Regions from separate parts of the Homo sapiens genome. Here all the other regions are linked to region 3. A link is a contact called in ENCODE Hi-C or POLR2A ChIA-PET data. All regions are on one chromosome and are shown on one strand. The core of a region is the stretch at or near the end of the contact, and the rest is flanking DNA. Distances in the headings are between cores, read along the strand shown. Region 1 overlaps MECOM (MDS1 and EVI1 complex locus). Region 2 overlaps MECOM (MDS1 and EVI1 complex locus). Region 3 overlaps MECOM (MDS1 and EVI1 complex locus).

Evidence for each region. A loop is a pair of places that touch in the nucleus more often than their neighbours do. ChIA-PET counts read pairs that join two places held with the same protein, here RNA polymerase II (POLR2A).
Region 1: a loop to region 3 is called in a map of PC-3, with 2.4 times the contacts of the local background. The contact joins two enhancer-like sites. A Hi-C loop is called at or near these places in 2 of 168 maps with a recorded cell type or tissue (PC-3 and PC-9). POLR2A ChIA-PET finds 5 or more read pairs at or near these places in 1 of 52 experiments (endothelial cell of umbilical vein).
Region 2: a map of PC-3 shows a loop between it and region 3 (5-fold over the local background). The contact joins two enhancer-like sites. A Hi-C loop is called at or near these places in 1 of 168 maps with a recorded cell type or tissue (PC-3). POLR2A ChIA-PET finds 5 or more read pairs at or near these places in 1 of 52 experiments (AG04450).

The regions. Positions count from the first base shown.
Region 1 is chr3:169,348,235-169,351,522 of GRCh38, reverse strand. The region is part of intron 2 of MECOM (MDS1 and EVI1 complex locus); the gene reads left to right. Among named protein-coding and RNA genes, the nearest start is that of MECOM-AS1, 98 kb to the left of the region's middle. Within about 2 kb of position 2,007, at least 4 of the 41 ENCODE cell types and tissues checked have a DNase peak (open chromatin) inside an H3K27ac peak, as active enhancers do; they include PC-3, PC-9 and endothelial cell of umbilical vein, where a contact is called at or near this core.
Region 2 is chr3:169,326,283-169,329,437 of GRCh38, reverse strand. The region is part of intron 2 of MECOM (MDS1 and EVI1 complex locus); the gene reads left to right. Among named protein-coding and RNA genes, the nearest start is that of MECOM-AS1, 120 kb to the left of the region's middle. Within about 2 kb of position 1,362, at least 5 of the 41 ENCODE cell types and tissues checked have a DNase peak (open chromatin) inside an H3K27ac peak, as active enhancers do; they include PC-3, where a contact is called at or near this core.
Region 3 is chr3:169,429,547-169,432,659 of GRCh38, reverse strand. The region is part of intron 1 of MECOM (MDS1 and EVI1 complex locus); the gene reads left to right. Among named protein-coding and RNA genes, the nearest start is that of MECOM-AS1, 17 kb to the left of the region's middle. Within about 2 kb of position 1,364, at least 6 of the 41 ENCODE cell types and tissues checked have a DNase peak (open chromatin) inside an H3K27ac peak, as active enhancers do; they include PC-3, PC-9 and endothelial cell of umbilical vein, where a contact is called at or near this core.

The DNA of each region.
Region 1 (3,288 bases), core at 758-3,257, 82 kb after region 3:
TGGGTTTACTTTAATGTGGAATAGATAATGCTTCTTTTGAGGGTTAGACTTCACTGTTAGCATAATGAATAGTTCTCTTATATTAATACCTACTAGAAAGATACATAAATACATTACTGTGTAGATTTATCACCTTAGATACAAAATTGCAATTATTGACTAAAATATCTATCATATAGATATGCAATACTTTTTTATGTAGACAAAACTTTGATTTTTCCTTAATAATTAAATTATCCAGGTATTCATTGACAAAAATATGTTAAGATTTGATCTTTAGCCACAGTCCTTCAGAAGTTCTTCAGCAAAGGGATTGTCAGAATAAAGTGGGTACATCTATATTAAGAAACAAAAGATAATTTATATAAAAAAATCTTTTCATTAATGTGTTTTTCTAAATTTTTAAAATATAAACATTGTAAAGAATATAATGAATGAATAATTCTGGTGTTCAGGAATGTAAATCGGATTAGTTAGATGAGAAAATTATGAGATTTGGGGCAATTTTTAAGCTCTTTAGGTTATATGTGGGTTACTAGTACTATAATTTTATGAAACAACACTTTTTAACATTTAGTGTTCTTTATTGAGTAGCATGGGTGCTTCAGAGATGGCTTTGACCTGGATATTTTTATCCAGAAAACAAGAGATTTTTGTTTTATTATGAAAGACCCCCAGTAAATAAAATATTTCAGAGTCTTTCCACTTTAATTCTCTCTGTGGTAAATACACAGCCATAGACCTGTTATTACTTTACCATCCGATAGAGATATAACATGAGTCACATAAGTAATTGAAAATGTTGTAACAGCTGCATTTATAAAAAGTAAAAAAAAGGTATAATTTAAATAATATATCTAACCAGAGGATCCAAAATATTGTAATTTCTAAATGCAAAAACTAAATGACTGAAATACTGTACCTATTTTGTACTAAAATCTTTGAAATCTGGTATGTATTTCACACTTATAACACCTCATAATTTGGACTAGCCACATTTCAAGCACTTAGTAGCTGCATGTGGCTACTGGCTATTGTATTCTACATAGCCTTGGAAAATCTCGAAGACTCAATCTTTTACAGTGTGATTCAGCTCAATGTTAGTTATGACAGAGAAGGAAGCACTGAAAGCCACTGTGGAGCCATCTGGCCCAGCCTACTCATTTTATAAATGAGGACACTGAAGGTCAAGAAGGGTCAGTTACTTGCTCAAGGTCACCCAACTACTTTGGGGGTAGAGCTTAGACCAGGTTCCAAGTCTCTTCCTGAATTTTAATTTATTTTTAGTTCTGTTAAAATATGCTGCTTTTGTTGGCTGCTTATGTAAAGGTGTTGACATGTGAAGTGTAAGAGAATAACAAGCACAAAACCAACTAACAACCAAATAAACAAAATAGGGAATTGTTCAGATAGTCTTGAAACTTTGAATGTTGAAGGAATACCACTCAGGTAAAGGATTATTTGTTAAGATTCTTGCATAAACTGCATATCACTTCATTAGACTCTATCATATTTTTATAAATAAATATTGATATTATAAGTAGATATATTAATTGAATTGTAGCCATTATAAACAATTTATTTTGGTATCTCTCTCAGCCCCAAACAGGAAAATAATGGCAGGGCTTGCATTTCATTTTACATTGAGTTACTGGAGTTTTTAACTTGGATTGTTGTGATTGAAGCCTTGATAGGAAAATGACTGAGTCCCTGTCTCATATTCATTGGCCCACAGAGACTCAAAGAAGAAAAGATCGTTCATTCTTCTGCATTTTTCTTTCCTTAGACAATATCTGCAATTAAGCCCCACCTGACAGGGCTAGTAAAATGCTGCCGATTACAATTTATCTAGAAAGCATAGACGGGAAATATACAGGTCTTCTTTTACAGAATTGGCAGCTGATGGTTATTGAACCTGAGCTAACATTCCCAAATGAAATGAGGTGGGGCAATTTGAGTCATATGATAACAATGTTGTCATCCTGGAGAACAGTCTCGGTATGAATCAGCACAGTTCTGTGAAAATTAAACATGTGAACACCAAGCAAATGCCACAGAACCTCCTTCAGTTACAGGCATGCATACCTGTATCCATAGGAGGGCCCCCCACTAGAGCGTGAAGTGGCCCAATGTTCCTGGAGAAAGAGAGGGGCTGCTGTCACCGACTAGACGAGGTTTGTAATAGTATCGTCCTGTTTTCACTCTCCACAGTAGAAAATTTCTACTAGGCTAACAAGGCAGAGGGTAATGAGAAACATGCCAAGTTTAAAAAAAAGAAAAAGAGCAAGAAGGAGGGGTCTAACCTACGAACAGGAAACAAATGTGATCAATTACTCCAAGTGTGGAGCTCACAGATACCTTATCTTAGGGCTCCTTAAAATAAAAGCCTGATTGTTACCAAATGCGTCTAAGAAGTGAGGGAGAAAAACACTGGGGGAGGGGGGAAAGGGGAGGATGAGAGGGAGGGGAATGGGGGTGAACATGACTTTATATTGATGTAAAAAAATGCAGTTCCACTCTGGTTCTCAGTCTCCTGAAGTATTTAGAGAAGTGGTTAACAACCAATCATAGCCTTAACTGTGCAGGCAGTAAAACAACTCAATATTTGAAAAATAAAAGTACCCAAATATGACATGAGGGCAGGGGGAGGTAGACCGAAATAGTAATGTATCATGCTGCTGAAGATGCAGTCATTCTAAGGCATTTGTTCTGTTCTTCATAATTATTTGACTAAAATGTTTTAAAGACAGTCTGTTTTTTGAAATGATTGCAAATAAAAGGTCTATGGCAATAAATGTGTAGAAGTTATTAATCTTTTCTTTGACTCAGAATTGAAATATTCATTTTTACATTAGCTGTCTGGCAAGGAAGTCTACATATAAAATGTTTACTTCTCTTATGAAATAAATAATAATAGTAATTACAGTGTTAATACCACTCATCTTTAAAGGATTGCTTTGTAGTTCCTGAAGAAGAACGAGGTAGAATCCCATGAAAAGGTGTGAGTATATTCTACTCATCCTCAAATCAGGAGGGAAATCTCATAGTTAAGGCTATGAGTCAGGACCTCAGGGCTGGTGGATCTTGGCTACATATTCCCCAAATTTCCCATAAGTGCAATAGAATTAACACTATCCCTTTCTTGGAGATCCTGGGTCAGTAGGTGTTACAGGATTATGTTATGAGGTGTGACTATAAAGTAGTAAGATTGTTTTTCACACTCCACACCCAGAAACAGCCTCTTTTTACTTCAGTGAATAAAAACATACTAATTTTTCTAAGGGCATT
Region 2 (3,155 bases), core at 113-2,612, 100 kb after region 3:
AGTTTTGAAGGTAACAATGTCCCAAGCATTTTGAGACTTCTTCTTTGGTTAATGGACAAAACAGCTTCCGAAATAGAAGCATTATAGGAAAATTCTAATCTTGATCTAACTCAGCAATTGAATATAGCTTAAAGCTTATAGCATAATTTCTGGGCCACCTGATAGACTGACTTCAATTATTTTTTGAATCATTAGAATGTAGCATTGTAATTAATTTTTTTTCACAAATCAAGTGTAATAAGATGAATCTCTAATTTTAAAAAAAGTTAATGTTTCCCAAGGCTAAAAAAGAGAAATGTGTTTGTTTTCAAAGATAATCTATGTGCATATTCATCAGTATGTTTCTATATTGATGTTAAATAACATTTCTTTACTTCGGAATGGGTAGCATCACCAGAGAGGATTCTGTGTAAAACTCAGGATACTAGGTAAGGAGCTAACAATATCTACCAGTAGGTTCCGTACAGTATTTTGAACAGTAAAGGATCTTCTTCTAAAGTCAGGTACTCAGATGTAAATAGCCTCAAGTCTCGTGTTTTATATTAACATGGTTAGATAATGTATTCCATGAAATATTTTAGAAGCTCTGACAATCATGTCTCCAGGTGTCAAGTACAACAATTCTCTATCTTATAAGCGAACAGGAGGTTGACCTTGTTTTCCCATACAACTGAAGTTGGGAGCGAGGCCCTGTAGTCCTAACATTTTCATTTAGTAGGTGGACATTACTGAAAAAAAGCTACTAGACACTAGTAGAAAAAGCTGCATCAGCTTTTTCTACAACATTTAATTCATATTGCATTCAGTGATCCAATAATTTTTGTTCCTGCACACTATACATTCATAGACATTGGTTAAATGCCTATCAAATTTAAGTATATTTTAACAAACTAATAGCTTCCTTTTCCATAATAGAATGTTTTAAAACACTCACATGGTGCAGAATAATTTAGTTCAGTTATATGATGACAAGACTAAACAAACTTTCTCTGGAGTTCTGGGTTTTTCATTTCGTTACTTTGCACTGAGCAAGCAAATAGAGATGAGCTATGAAATTTTAGGACTTTGCCTTGAAACACGATCTAGTTGACTTATAAAATCTGAGATGTTGACAAAATGTGCAGTCAATATCCAAATAAATGCAGTTACTTCATTTTATGTCAACGGAGAAGGTGAAAAGTGCAACTTAACTGGCTTGGTAAGATTGGAAGGAGGGGCTGGGAACATACAAGAGACAACAAAGAGATAGTTGGTAAGATTTAGTGGCTTGCTTCATCAGGGGTGGTGAGAAGCCAGTGTGACAAAGTTCAGTCGGGTCAAACAAAGTGCAGAAACTTCCTCATAGACACTGAAAGGAGGGTGTAGCATGGAAACAAAATGCTCAAATGTTGTAATCTTGAGACAGCTAAAATGATAGTCGATGTGCTGTTTCTGTCTAATCCTGCTGTTCCTTTTGATTCAGGAAGTAGAGAAATCACCTTATCTCTCATGTACCAGTATGATATAATTAAAATAGGACATGCTTTTGAAGTGAAGTATTTAAGGGCTTCAAAGAAGGTGTGGAGTGTTATAGGATCAGCATATGTCTCCTTCTCAAAGGCAGTTATGAGGACACATTTATTTAACAAAGACATCCTTTTGAAAGAGGAACTGCCTCAGTAATGATAGAGTGTGTATGTAATGTCTATCGAATTATATACATTGCCAAAGATATATGCAGTTTACTCTCTGACCTAGATCTTGGCAAAAAGACAGGTCAATGTTTTTATGCTTTTTTTTCTTTTTTTTTTTTTTTTTTGAGACACAGTCTCACTCTGCGTCACCATTGCTGGAGTGCAATGGTGTGGTCTTGGCTCACTGCAACCTCTGCCTCCTGGCTTCAAGCAATTCTCCCGCCTCAGCCTCCCGAGTGACTGAGACTACAGGCATGTGCCACCATACCCGGCTAATTTTTGTATTTTTAGTACAGACGGGGTTTCTCTATGTTGGCCAGGCTGGTCTCGAACTCCTCACCTTGTGATCTGCCCACCTTGGCCTCCCAAAGTGTTGGGATTACAGGCGTGAGCCACCGTGCCCAGCCAGCTAATTTTTAATTTTTATTTTTTAACTTCTGTAAGAAAATATCATCCATTTGGCTAAAAGATACATAATTTTCATTATGTTCCCAAATCAACCTATACTACCATATGTACATTACCATAAATTCATGGTAATATACATGACCATAAATGCAAACAACTAAATAATTTTTGTTTTGCAAGGTAGAGCATTTGTTTCAGATGAGCTGATGTCTATGATTTTGCATATGTGGCTATTTGGCAAGCCTTTTGCATCTGACCCTATAGTTGACCTTGGAATTGGCTTACTTTAACCATGATGGATGTACCAAAAGATTTATTTTTGTCATCTAAGAGTTGAGTCCTAGGCTATTGGGAGCATAAAGCTGTTTATTGAAAGTAGGCTTGGCAAACCTTTGCTTTCAAATAATCTTCCAGAAGCTCATCTAATTTTGCTAATTAGAAGGAGATAAAATATACCCACATTGTCCTTTACAATGACTTGAACCCTCTGCCCTTCCTTGATGATAATAGTATTAAACATATGTGTACTTATTGCATTGAATATTAATTAACACGAACTGAAAAGAGAGAATTTTGTTACACACCCAAACATATTCATGAAATTAATATTTAATTTCACACAAGTACTTTACTGTCCGTTTGAAGGTGGTAAAAATAGCAAAGGCAACATGATTTTTAACTTGCTGATCTACAAAAAAATGTTTAAATAGACTCCGATTATTGAAGCCTGATTTTAATAAATAATTCAAGAATGAAAGAACGGTCATTTCTGTGGGAAGCAAAAGGAGACCATTCAACTAGTACTGACCTTGTCACTGAAAATTAAGTTCTTTCTCTGAATCCAAAAATCAAAGCTTAAAAGGCCACTCTCTCTATAATATTTCATTAACTTTTTGAAATGAAATACCTATTGATTAGGTTTTCTTTCAGATAATAAATTCTACATGTCTAATCTGTCACTTCAATTACAGTATTTACTTGTACACAAGGAAAATGTTTTTACATGTGAAATTAATAGACTTTTCCAAATAACATACTGTAAGGGTTCAGGTGGCATAATTTTTCGTTTCTTTG
Region 3 (3,113 bases), core at 115-2,614:
CTAACAGGGCTTTTTGTGTTCTATGAGGTTGAAATAATTTATCCACATGATGAACCTTCATATTTTAAATGTTTTCTGTAATTTTTAATGAAGAAAGTATATGTCTGTTTGTGTGTTAGAGAGGGAGACATTGACATCTGCTTTACTGTTTCATAAGTCTTTGAGATCAGCTAAGGCTAAATAATGAGAAGAAAAAAATGACAGCCCGGCACAGTGGCTCACGCCTATAATCCCAGCACTTTGAGAGGCTGAGGCCAGTGGATCATCTGGGGTCAGGAGTTCGAGACCAGCCTGGCCAACATGGTGAAACCCTGTCTCTACCAAAAATACAAAAGTAGCCGAGTGTGATGGTGCACCCCTGTAATCCCAGCTACTCAGGAGGCTGAGGCAGGAGAATCACCTGAACCTGGGAGGCAGAGGTTGTGGCGAGCCAAGATAGTGCCACTGCACTCCAGCCTGGGTGACAGAGCAAGACTCTGTCTAAAAAAAAAAAAGACAGTAGTACTATCACAAAAATGACAGTGGAACTATCACTTTTCTTCATGACAAAGGGAGAGAATTAAACAAGATTCATACTAGGTCTCGAACTGTTGTCTCTCTGGCCTACAGTCAGTTTGTAGACACATGTAGTTTGGCTAACACAATGTGAAAAAAAAAAAGGTGAAAAACCTCACCCCAAAATCCAAATTTCTGATTTATCTTGAAGTATCAGATTATGTGGCCATATCAAACCAGTTTTCTCCATGGCAACACTCAGCCATACCTGATAGCAGCTCCCTCCTTTAGATGGAGCATGGCCTCTCCTAACCCCTTGGTCTGTGCCATCTCGTGTTGCCTTACACCTCATTTACCTGGTATGCTGGATGCTCTTAGCCATTTCTATATGTAAGTACTAATTCATGCTACTGAATTGAGAACCCCAAACAGGAGAATCTAAAAATCTCACAACCGTGTGTATTTGGCTTTAGGATTTGTGGCAGACCAGTCTACCTAATTGTATTTACCATGGAAAATATTGAAATTAGTCTGTGCGACTTTGAATCTAATCAGGTGAGTAAATCAGGGAATCCATCAGGGAATTACAAAGTAGGGAAGTTAACTTGAGCTCAAAGTTTGAAATAAGGGCTTTTTTTTCTTGTGGTACCATTTGGCAACAGGTCAAGGGACCTTTATTTCTTCTATGTAGGTCTTAGAGACCTATAATTCTGGAAGACCCCGGTTTTGATAATGTTCTACTAGCAACGGTAAGCCAGTAGGCAGTGCCAACTTTAGAAAACAATTATCAGGACATCTATGCAAGGTATCGCAGCCTCTTAGTAACCACAGGAAGTTCCCAGCCTCTCGCCACAAGCTTGAGTTTCCAAGGCTGACAGGTCCCTGCTACTCCCTTCCTACTCCTCCCACTTGAAGAAAGGCCACAAGTTCAGATTTCCCCACCAGCTAATGACTTTGGGTTTGTCTAACTCTGGCTGTAAGCTCTTTGGCATAGTTCAACCTTGCTTCTTTCAGAGGACAAATCTTATCTTTTTATTAGCAAACAGGATGGCTTAGATATGTCTTTATAGGACATTTGCTGGAGCATAATTTAATATGACTCATTTCCCCTTATATATAAAGACAGTGACTGAAACAGACAAGGGGAAAAACAAGCCCAAAAATGTTATTAGAAACTTGCACTTGAAAATGTGTAAAATTCTACTGCAGCTGGGGGATTTATTTAGAATGACTTGGCATTCTTTGCTTGGATGTCTAAATAGGCCTTGTGATACCATTTTTGGCCTCACTTTGAACCTAGTGTAATAAAGAAGGAAATGAAAGCAAAGGTAAACCTAAAGTATTGTTTTACTCTAAATGCTTTCAGTAAAGGGTCTTGTTATCTAATGATTGGTACTAGATGGCTGGTATAAATCGTATGGTCTGTTCTTTGCACTCATGGCTAAAGGAGGCAAAGGCAAAGGAAATCAATTGGAACTAGCAGGTAACAAATGACCAGTCTTAGGCAAACATAGCAGGTAGGGAAAATAGACTTGTGGACACAGATTACTAGGAAATAGTGCGGGAGGCCTTTTTCTCCTTATTCAAAATCCAGTGCAATTATACAAAGTAACTAATTAGACAATTATGAAATACAGGAATTGTTTTATCTGTTACCACTGTAAGCCTAGAACCTGAGAGCTATTAGTTTTCCAAGGGCCTAAAAAATTACTTGAAAAAAATTACTGGCTTAAAAATATGAATGAAAATGATAAAATCACAATTAATAAATGTTTATTAATGTAGTACTATGTCATCCAGTCCAGTATAATTCAAATCATCTAGAGTTGTGTTTTAATTATGTTAAATATAGAGTGTGGTTACATTTTAATTTTTGATATAACATAGGATGCAGCTTCCAAAATTAAGTAGCTAGGACAGGCAAAAGTCTTAAAATGGCCCTGATGAAAGATTGCATTTTATAGCTATATAACATTTTCTGCCAGAGGCCATCCAGAATATTGGAAATGAGGATTTATTGAAAAACAAATTACCTTTAGCTAGTTCTATGAATGGAATAGACTTACTGTTCAAAGTAGAATCTTACCAGGGAAGGCATCAATGAACATTCTACTTCTAACTTCTCTAAACTCACGCCATTCTTAATCATTTTTCAAAGTTTATTTTCTTCTTTTAGAGTTAAGTGCCCTTCTGCAAAGTACAAGTCAAGCTATATCTTTGAACTTTCAGCTGTAGGAGAGACAGTGGGACTCTGCAACACAGAGACTACCTGATTCTGCATTTATGCCATTCCTCTTGCTTTGTTGTTGAGGATTTTTTATGCACAATATCTTATTTGATCTTCACAACAATACACTGACGTAGAGAAGTGGTAATATCATTGACTCTATTTGGCCAATAATGACATGGAGACTAAGAGGGATTAGTGACACAGTATAAGGTATGCAACTATTAAGTGTGGAAGGGCCTGGAACTAAAATCTTTTCATGTTAAACCCATTAAACCTGTTACTACATCTAGCTACTGGACATGTATGAGTTAGGATATTTCTAGAGCCGAATTTTCAAGATGTTTTCTCCCTATAAACTTTACATCTCATCTGGTAGAAAATATGTTTA